Regions from separate parts of the Mus musculus genome. Here region 1 is linked to region 2. The links are chromatin loops, found by intact Hi-C in ENCODE. Cell type or tissue: heart. All regions are shown on one strand.

The links. Peaks named below come from ENCODE experiments on the same cell type or tissue, not always from the same donor. Only the 100,000 strongest peaks of a DNase experiment are listed, where the experiment ranks them.
Region 1: a loop joins it to region 2, with 2.7 times the contacts of the local background. A loop is called at or near these places in 1 of 42 quality-filtered maps.

Annotation. Positions count from the first base shown.
Region 1 is chr17:70,705,475-70,709,474 of GRCm38, reverse strand. All of the region lies in intron 5 of Dlgap1 (DLG associated protein 1), which reads right to left. The region is part of intron 1 of Gm36746 (a long non-coding RNA gene); the gene reads left to right. Among named protein-coding and RNA genes, the nearest start is that of Gm36746, 10 kb to the left of the region's middle. In heart, a CTCF peak has its summit at 2,306 (motif pointing left); a DNase peak (open chromatin) is centred at 2,294; H3K4me3 peaks cover 1,183 bases; H3K27me3 peaks cover 713 bases.
Region 2 is chr17:70,851,114-70,855,113 of GRCm38, reverse strand. Tgif1 (TGFB-induced factor homeobox 1) reads left to right here and starts at 3,904. Exons shown (of 3, transcript NM_009372.3): 1 at 3,904-4,000. It overlaps Gm36856 (a long non-coding RNA gene), which reads right to left and starts at 1,574. Exons shown (of 2, transcript XR_876932.3): 1 at 1,309-1,574; 2 at 416-889. In heart, CTCF peaks have their summits at 1,876 and 3,502; DNase peaks (open chromatin) are centred at 1,433, 2,033, 3,333, 3,933 and 1 weaker place; H3K4me3 peaks cover 3,431 bases; H3K27ac peaks cover 3,502 bases.

The sequences.
Region 1 (4,000 bases), 150 kb after region 2:
CTGTTTTTTGCTGGGTCAGGAGCTATTTTTCACCCCACATCTACAGCAGAAGGAAGCTGCAATCTCAGGGCCGGGCAAAGCTGCCACTTCCCACAGTAACTGTGCTCAGAGTTTTGTTCACTTCCTCTTGGGGATGCACCTCGACTTATTGTTCCCATAGGTACGGGAAATGTGGCTCCCTTGGAAAGTGGCTCTCTACAGTTTTCCTGCATCTCTTGTCACTGTTTCTATTAGTTACATAAGCAAATGTCTTCATCGATGTCTTTATAACTTCCATTCTATAATTTCAAAGTGTCTTCCTTTATACCTCTCACTCCTCTATACCACACACATACACACACACACAGAACCTGTACACACACCCACACCTGTACACACACACATACACACAGATGCATCCATACACACATATACACATTTGTACACACACGTATACACACATCCATACACATATACGCACACACGTACACAACATTCATACACACATGTACATATACATCCATCCACACATACAAATATACATATCCATCCACACACACAAACACACACATGCATATATACACACAGGCACACACACACATCAGTACACATACACAAACACATGTGCATACACACAGACACACTTGTACAAATACATCTGTACACACACACACACACACACACACACACACACACAACTGTGTAGGGCGTGGAATCCAGAGCCTTGACACAAAAACACAGCTCTCACCTCAAAGGGAATGAGAGTTTATTCTGGAGCCAGCTATGAATGGCCATGGTAGATGCCTCTCTCCAATGTGCTAACAGTTTGATGAAGTTGTTTTTGTTTTTTTTCTTATTTTTCGAGATAGGGTTTCTCTGTGTAGCCCTGGCTGTCCTGGAACTCACTCTGTAGACCAGGCTGGCCTCAAACTCAGAAATCCACCTGCCTCTGCCTCCCAAGTGCTGGGGTTAAAGGCATGTGCTACCACTGCCCAGCTTGATGAAGTTTTTATAGTTACAGAACAAAGTCATAAATCAAGACATTTAAAAAATATATTGGTGAGACTATTAGGTATGACTGCTGAGGGGGATAACTCCGATCTTAGGTGCAATCTGATGGCATTCTTAGCCTCTGGGTTGGAGGAAGCGTGTAGCCTGTTAGAACATTCCAGAAGGATTTACCTGAATAGTCACAAGGGTGTTACAAGGTCAAACATGGGTGGGCAATGAATGACTGTTAAGGGGCTAAAGATTGCCCAAGGGACTTGGGGTCCAGATTCATAGCATCCCGCTTTCCAATATTCCAAGCGTTAACCAAGCTTTGTGGGTCCTCCCTCCCTCCCTCCCTCCCTCCCTCCCTCCCTCCCTCCCTCCCTCCTTCCCTCCCTCCTTCTGTTTCTTTCCTCTCCCCCTTTCTTTCTTTTTCAAAGGCAAGGTTTCACTAAGTAGTCCTGACTGGCCAGGAACTCAGATCTGCTAGTGTCTGTCTCCAACAGGCACGAGCACACTGGGCTAGCCTTGTGGATGCTTTAACACCGTGAGATTCATTTATTTTTCCTGCTTGCTCAGTTCCCATAGGCAGGCGGTCTACCACTGAGTCACACTCGCCACCTGGTTCTGTGGACCCGATGTCTGTAGTTGGAGATAGGGGGAGTCCATCCACTCGCAAAAAAAAGTCTTTGTCTTTTAAGTTGAACACGCTTCACCAGGTCAGAGCTTCGGAGCTGCAGAGATTGCTCTCCTCATTTTCTAATAGCCACGTGTTCTGAACCGGTGCCCGGTGCCACCTCTGATCCTTGCCCCACCACTCCCTCCAGGGTGCACAATACCGCATTTATATCTTTTGAATGTGTACCATTTGAAAGCGCAGGGACAGAAGGCAGATGCAGGCACACCTTTGATCTTTCATCCTTGCGGGTTAAGTGAGGGCAGACACCTGGCAGCTGCGAACTGGAAACAAAATGATGCCTGGGACTGGAATGACCTGAAACGCTGCAGTGGCTGGGCCGCAGGGGCATGGAAGCTGACTCTGTATGCAGGCAGAGGACCTGATCTCGGGTAGCACCTTGAACGACCTGGCTGGGGCTGGCTGGGGCTCAAGGACTTACTAGGCAAGAGGGCAGAAAAGATCCGGCAGCTGCATTAAGCAAAGTCAACAAACTATGCAGAGATGGCAGCTCAGCACCGGTGCCGACGGGCTATTCCGGTGAAAGTGCATTTAGAGTGCTCTTGTTCCTTCGTGGTACTCTAAAGGATTCCTTTTAGGTACAGAGATGTCACAAATGCTTCAGGTTCCCAAGTCCTCGGCGGGACCGTATTGCCCCCTGGCGTCCATGTGCTGTTACTACGTCTTTGCCCAGGAAGCCAGAGCCGTCAATCACATCCATGAAAGGCGGAGCTTCCAGTTTTCCGCACATGGAGAAGTTTGGCAGTACAGGATTGAAAGGCAGTTTTAAACCCTAAGCCAGACCTGGGAGGGAACTTCGGAATTAAAGTTCCTCCTTCCCCACTCTGTGCCTGGCCTTCTGAATGTTCCAGAAGCTTCGAAAAGAAATAAGTCAGATTTGAATCTGCTGGTTTTTAATATTGGTGGTCGTGTGGTTACTGCACCCTGCTTCTTTTCAGTCAACTCAAAAGTGGCCCGGGCTAGAAAACCTTTCCTGACTTCTCTTCAGCGATTGCTTCGTGATAGGTGTTGGATGCCTCTCTGCTGTCAAGCTTCTCCGACTGTATGGGAAGGCAAGGGCATGGAATATTCCTGAACTGCATCTGCAGCCGCTGGGATGAGGCTTCTGTTCAGTAAAAACGTGTCCAGTAATAAACAGTTGCGTACCGTCCACACGGGGCGAAAGCATCAGGGCTTGATCAATACAGCAACCCTACCCAAGGCAAGAAGTCAACTTCTGGGTGGGAAAGAGAAGTGTGTTCATGTGTGTGTGTGTGTGTGTGTGTGTGTGTGTGTGTGTGTGTGTGTATGTGTGTGTACACACAGGTGTGTGAATGCACGTTTGTGTGTGTGGGGTGTCTCCTGGCACCTTCCCTTGTAGCCTGATATTTACATGGGTTCTGGGAATTGAATTTGAGGTCAGCATCTTACTGACAGAACCTTCTCCCAGTCAGTATTTTGTTCTGAACACAGCTATGCTTGCTTTTAGATTTTTTTCTTTTTTAACAACAACAGGCTCTCAGGTAGCCTAGCCTGGCCTCCAGGTCTAACCAAGGCTGACCCTGAACTCCTGATCCTCTGCATCTGCTGTTCATGTCCCGGGATCACAGACATCTGGTCACTGTGCCCTCCCTGCTCATATTACACATTGATTTATTAAACAGCATCATGGCAGAAGGCACGACTCCTGACTGTCAAGGGTTTACATTTTAGAGTCATACTGAGCCAACAGGTACCAATATTGTCTGCTATCCTTGTGACTTTGGGAAAAAAAAAATCACTTGATCTTTTTGTGTCTTTTTCCTCAGCTGTCAAAATGAGGTGGATGCTAGGGGTAGATGCATCCCGGGGCCTCGTAAAGGCTTCATACTCCACAGGCATTGACTAGTGAAGAGAACCATATGGATTTTCTACCAGCAGAGGTTAAAGATATTCAGAATTGGGTTGGGGTTGTAGGTGAGTGCTAGAGTTCTTCCCTGCTATGTGCAAAGCCCTGGGTCCCATCCTCAGCGTGGAAAAACAAAACAAACCCGAATTGTTGAAGGTCAAGGCTCAATCCATTCTATAAGGTATTGTTAAATCCTCGGATGCAGATGACCCGACAGGCAAAGGCGTGTGCTGCCGAACCTGAGGGTTTTGAGTCCCAGGATCAACAGTGGAGAGAACTGTTGTCCTTTGACCTCCACATGCGTGCTGTGGTATAAGTGCTTGAGTGCACACACACATTCACACACACACACACACATGTGCATGCACACACACACCACACACACACACCACACACACACACGCATGTGCATGCACACACACACCACACACACACACATACACACACACACACACACGCACGCACAC
Region 2 (4,000 bases):
CAGGTGGATTTCTGAATTCGAGGCCAGCCTGGTCTACAGAGTGAGTTCCAGGTTAGCCAGGGCTACACCGAGAAACCCTGTCTCGAAAAATCAAAAAAAAAAAAAAAGAAAGGAAGAAAGAAAGAAAGAAAGAAAGAAAAAAATAAAGGGGATAAAGACTGAGTTCAATAAGGCCATTGTCAAACAAAAACCACAGCTCTCATCCCAAAGACAGTAAGAGATCATTTATCCTGAGCCAAATATGAAAGTGATTGTGGCCCAGGGAACCCAGATTTGGGTAGACTCCAGACATGTCCCACCATGGAAGTTATCATATGAACTGTTATGTCTATGTCCCACACCATGGAAGTTAGCATATGAACTGTTAATCATAAACTAAGCTAAAAATGAACGCATTTACCAAATAATACATGGATGAGGTCTCAAGATTTTTAATTGAGAGTCAAAAAAAGGGTAGGCCAGATAGACAGGTAATAAATGGCTAGGAGGGAGACTTTCGATAGATCGATAGATCAGGATGATCTGCCTCTGGATCTGTATCATTCCAACTCACCCCAACCAGGAGGCCCTAATCAGGCAATCACCGGGTAGATCAGCCTCAGTGTGTCTTTTCCAGGGAACTTCAGCCCACATCACCTAGGGAAAGAAAAGTGACTTCCACTTCAAAACAAAACAAAGGGTAGGGGGCTGTGTTGACGTGGAGAAAGTGATCAGTAGTGCCAGCTACTTAAAACTGAACAAGGGAATGTTGATAAACTCACCACAAGATGGCCGGGACCAGCCCTTGTGAAGACAATGGTTAGCTCTCACCTTGAGCAGCCAGAGCTCCTCAGAGCTGAGATGACAAGCTGATTACAGGTCCCTCGTGCAGTGTTGGAAGCCCAGCAGCCTGCATATTTTATAAATATCTGCACTAGCTGGCCTTCCAGGGAAAGAGATCCAATGACTGGGTGAGGCCCACCAGGCCCGGCACCTGACAGGAATCATACCTAATCGATTGTCCAGATGAAACAAACACCTCCCCTCAGGCCTTTGACAGACCTGGAGCCAATAATAATAACTAACTACACTTATTGCCACCGGGCTCTTCTCTCAGCCTTCCCAAGTTTGTGCCATTCGAGACCACAAAGTAAGTTTACCTTTTAAACAGCTCTGCTTACCTTAAGACATCGCAAAGAAAACCAACAAAACAAAACACCACACACACACACACACACACACACACACACACGAAAACAGGACAACTTAGATAATTTGATTATGAGGCATAAGAGTTCAGTAAAGTAACACGTGGCAACGACAACTAACCCGAAGTCGCTTGAATCAGTTACACGGAGACGCCCTGACACAGCCAGAACTGAACCTTGTTTTTCCGCCGCGCAGACAGCGGATAGAAAATATTGCGGATGTTATGAACTCGCGCTGGGGGGCCGTTTCCCTTTTCTGGAGTTGTAAAGCCCGGGTGCACCAGTCCTGCAGGAACGCAAGGCTGCTACCGAGCTTGGCTCCAGCCTTAAGGGTGGGGGAGGGGGTGGGGGAGGGGCACCGTAGGGCTTCAGCTGATCTCAGAATTCCGCCAGCGCGCTCCGACTTCTTAACTGCCTCGAAAAGATTTATGCGAGCAGAAGGTGTGCACTGGCGGAGTTCAGCTGGCCTTCGCGTCACGGTGAGTTTTTAATTCTGCGTTTTCCTCCCGTCCTAGTTTGAAAGAGGCTTCTACTCTCTCTCTCTGCTCCCGCTCGCCCCGTAAAGTTTGTTTTCAAACCTTGTAAACCCGGTTTCCATCAGTGCGGCCGGAGAATCGCATTCATTAGCCAGGCTGACTTGGGAGAAAAGAAAAGCTACCTTTGTGTACATAATGAGAGCCACCGCGTGGCCGCGGGTAACCGCCGGGAAAGAACGCTCTGGCCTCGAGCCGCCGTGGGTTGGGCTTAGCGGACCCGAGGCGGGTTCCGTGGGGTGGACCCTGAAGCCGCTGTCCAAGTTAGCAAACAAAATGACAAGGCAGTCACCGCCGGGTCCGGACCCGGCTCCTGCCACTCACTCGGTCCAGCTCCTCCTCCCCGAGTCTGTTCTCCCTCCTCTCCCGAGTCCCCGGCGGATGTGAGCCACCAATCCCAGCCACAAACACCAAAAACCCAGAGCGAGGCGGCCCTCAACCGGCGGCTGGGCCCTCCGTGGCCCCCTCCCGCACCACATGAGTCCCGCACCGGGGCGCAGCAGCTGAGTCATCCCCTGCCGGGTCCCGGAAAGCGCTGCGCCAGGGCGGTTTGCAGAGGGGGCTTGCCAGCCGTTGGGTTCTCCCTGGACACTGTCGTGCAACCGCCTCCTGCGCTGATGCCCGCGTGTGCTCACTTAGGGAGCACTCTGCAAACCACAGGATTTAGGGAAGGGGGAGGGTCATTTTAAGGTTCCTGCCTGCTTACTGTGACTCTTCCTCCAGTTGGTTCATTTTGGAAAAACCACCCAAGCTTCTTTTTTGACTCGGGGTTTTAACGCGCTCCTCGGAGGGGGCGCGGCGGAGGCTTGCTTTAATTTCCAACATAATCATAAACAGGTTCCAAAGTCTAGCGGGTCATCCTGTGGCCGCCTTACTGTGGCTCGGCTTTAACCTTGTTTTTACGGGTCTGTCTCCTCCTGCCGGATCTCCACCGAGGTCACAAAACCAGAACAGCCACAAAGCCGAAACTGGAGACAGACACCGGCGGTGACGTCGCTGCTCAGCTTATTTACGTTTGGGGTTTTTCCCCCCCTCTATGGGGAAAGTCTTCTGTGACATGTGACAGTTGCTTTTCTTTGCTTTTTTTTTTTTTTTTTTTTTTTTTTTTTTTAAACAACCGGGCATAGGTGAAAACTAGACCCAGAAGTGCGGGCGTGCGCGTCTCGAAGTCAGCCATAACAGCATCTGGCTTGTATTTGGGGAGGGGACGATTCTCGATTCTTCGTTCAACTCTTTGGAGCTCCCCTCTCAAGCAAAATAAACCAATAGGAATGAGTGTTTATTTAATGGCTAGTTTCTGTTTGAAATACTGAAGGGTGTCCTCTGGTGGGATATTAGCACACAAAGTAGACACTGTTTACTGAAACAGATGAGCAGTCCCGGCGTAGTCCCCCATCTTTTTAAAAAGGCGCGTGGGGGTGGGGGAGTCGCAGTGGGGCACACGCGCGCTCTGGCCGTCCCCCTAGCCCAGACGTTTAAAGAGCATGTGAGCATGACAAGTGTCTATTCGCAACGTGTTAGATTTCGAAACTGCCTTGCAATCCAATCCGGAACTCAGAGCTTTAGCCCGGGGGAATAGACATTTGCCCACGGTGACTATGTCTGCCTCCCCCCACCCCCACTGTCGCTGTTGGCAGAAGAGTCCACGAGGAGGAGGGTGCGCTGTGCCGCGCCCGCGTGTCAATGGCAGCTGCGCCTTCTGGAAGAAGTTGATTCTTGTCTGGAATACTTTTCCTTCGGTGCCCCACCCCTTGAATCAGAAGCTGCTGCCTCCGGCGGCTGGAGCAGAGACAGTGAAGTTTGGGGCAGCTGTCAAAAACAAGGATGGGGGTGTCTTTTCTTCTCTGGGGTGGACAGAGGAGATGTCCTTAAACCTCTCTCCATCCTTTACAAACTAAATGCACTCTTCGCTAGCCCGGGGAGGAAAGGCCCCAAAAGAGAAACCAGTGTGGCCGCTGAGAGCTGAGGGATGGAGATGGTGCTCTCGCCACGGGCAGGCAGGCATGACCCTGCTTCTGGGTTCCGCCAGCGCGTAGAGGGACGGGTGATCTCGGCCCCCAGGCCCAGGGTTGTGGAGCTGGAAGGTGCGGGGGAGGGGCAGAGGAGCGCGGCGGGGCGGGCGGGGGACGGGGCGGGCGGTTGGGGGCGGAGGCAGGACCTCCTGTACCTTCCCTCTGCTCTCTCACTCTGACAGCGCCGAGGTGCGCCGAGTGGAGCGGGAAACAAAGGAGCTGAGTAGGGAGGGAGGGAATTGGGCCAGGGAGAACCCCCGGCTGGCTG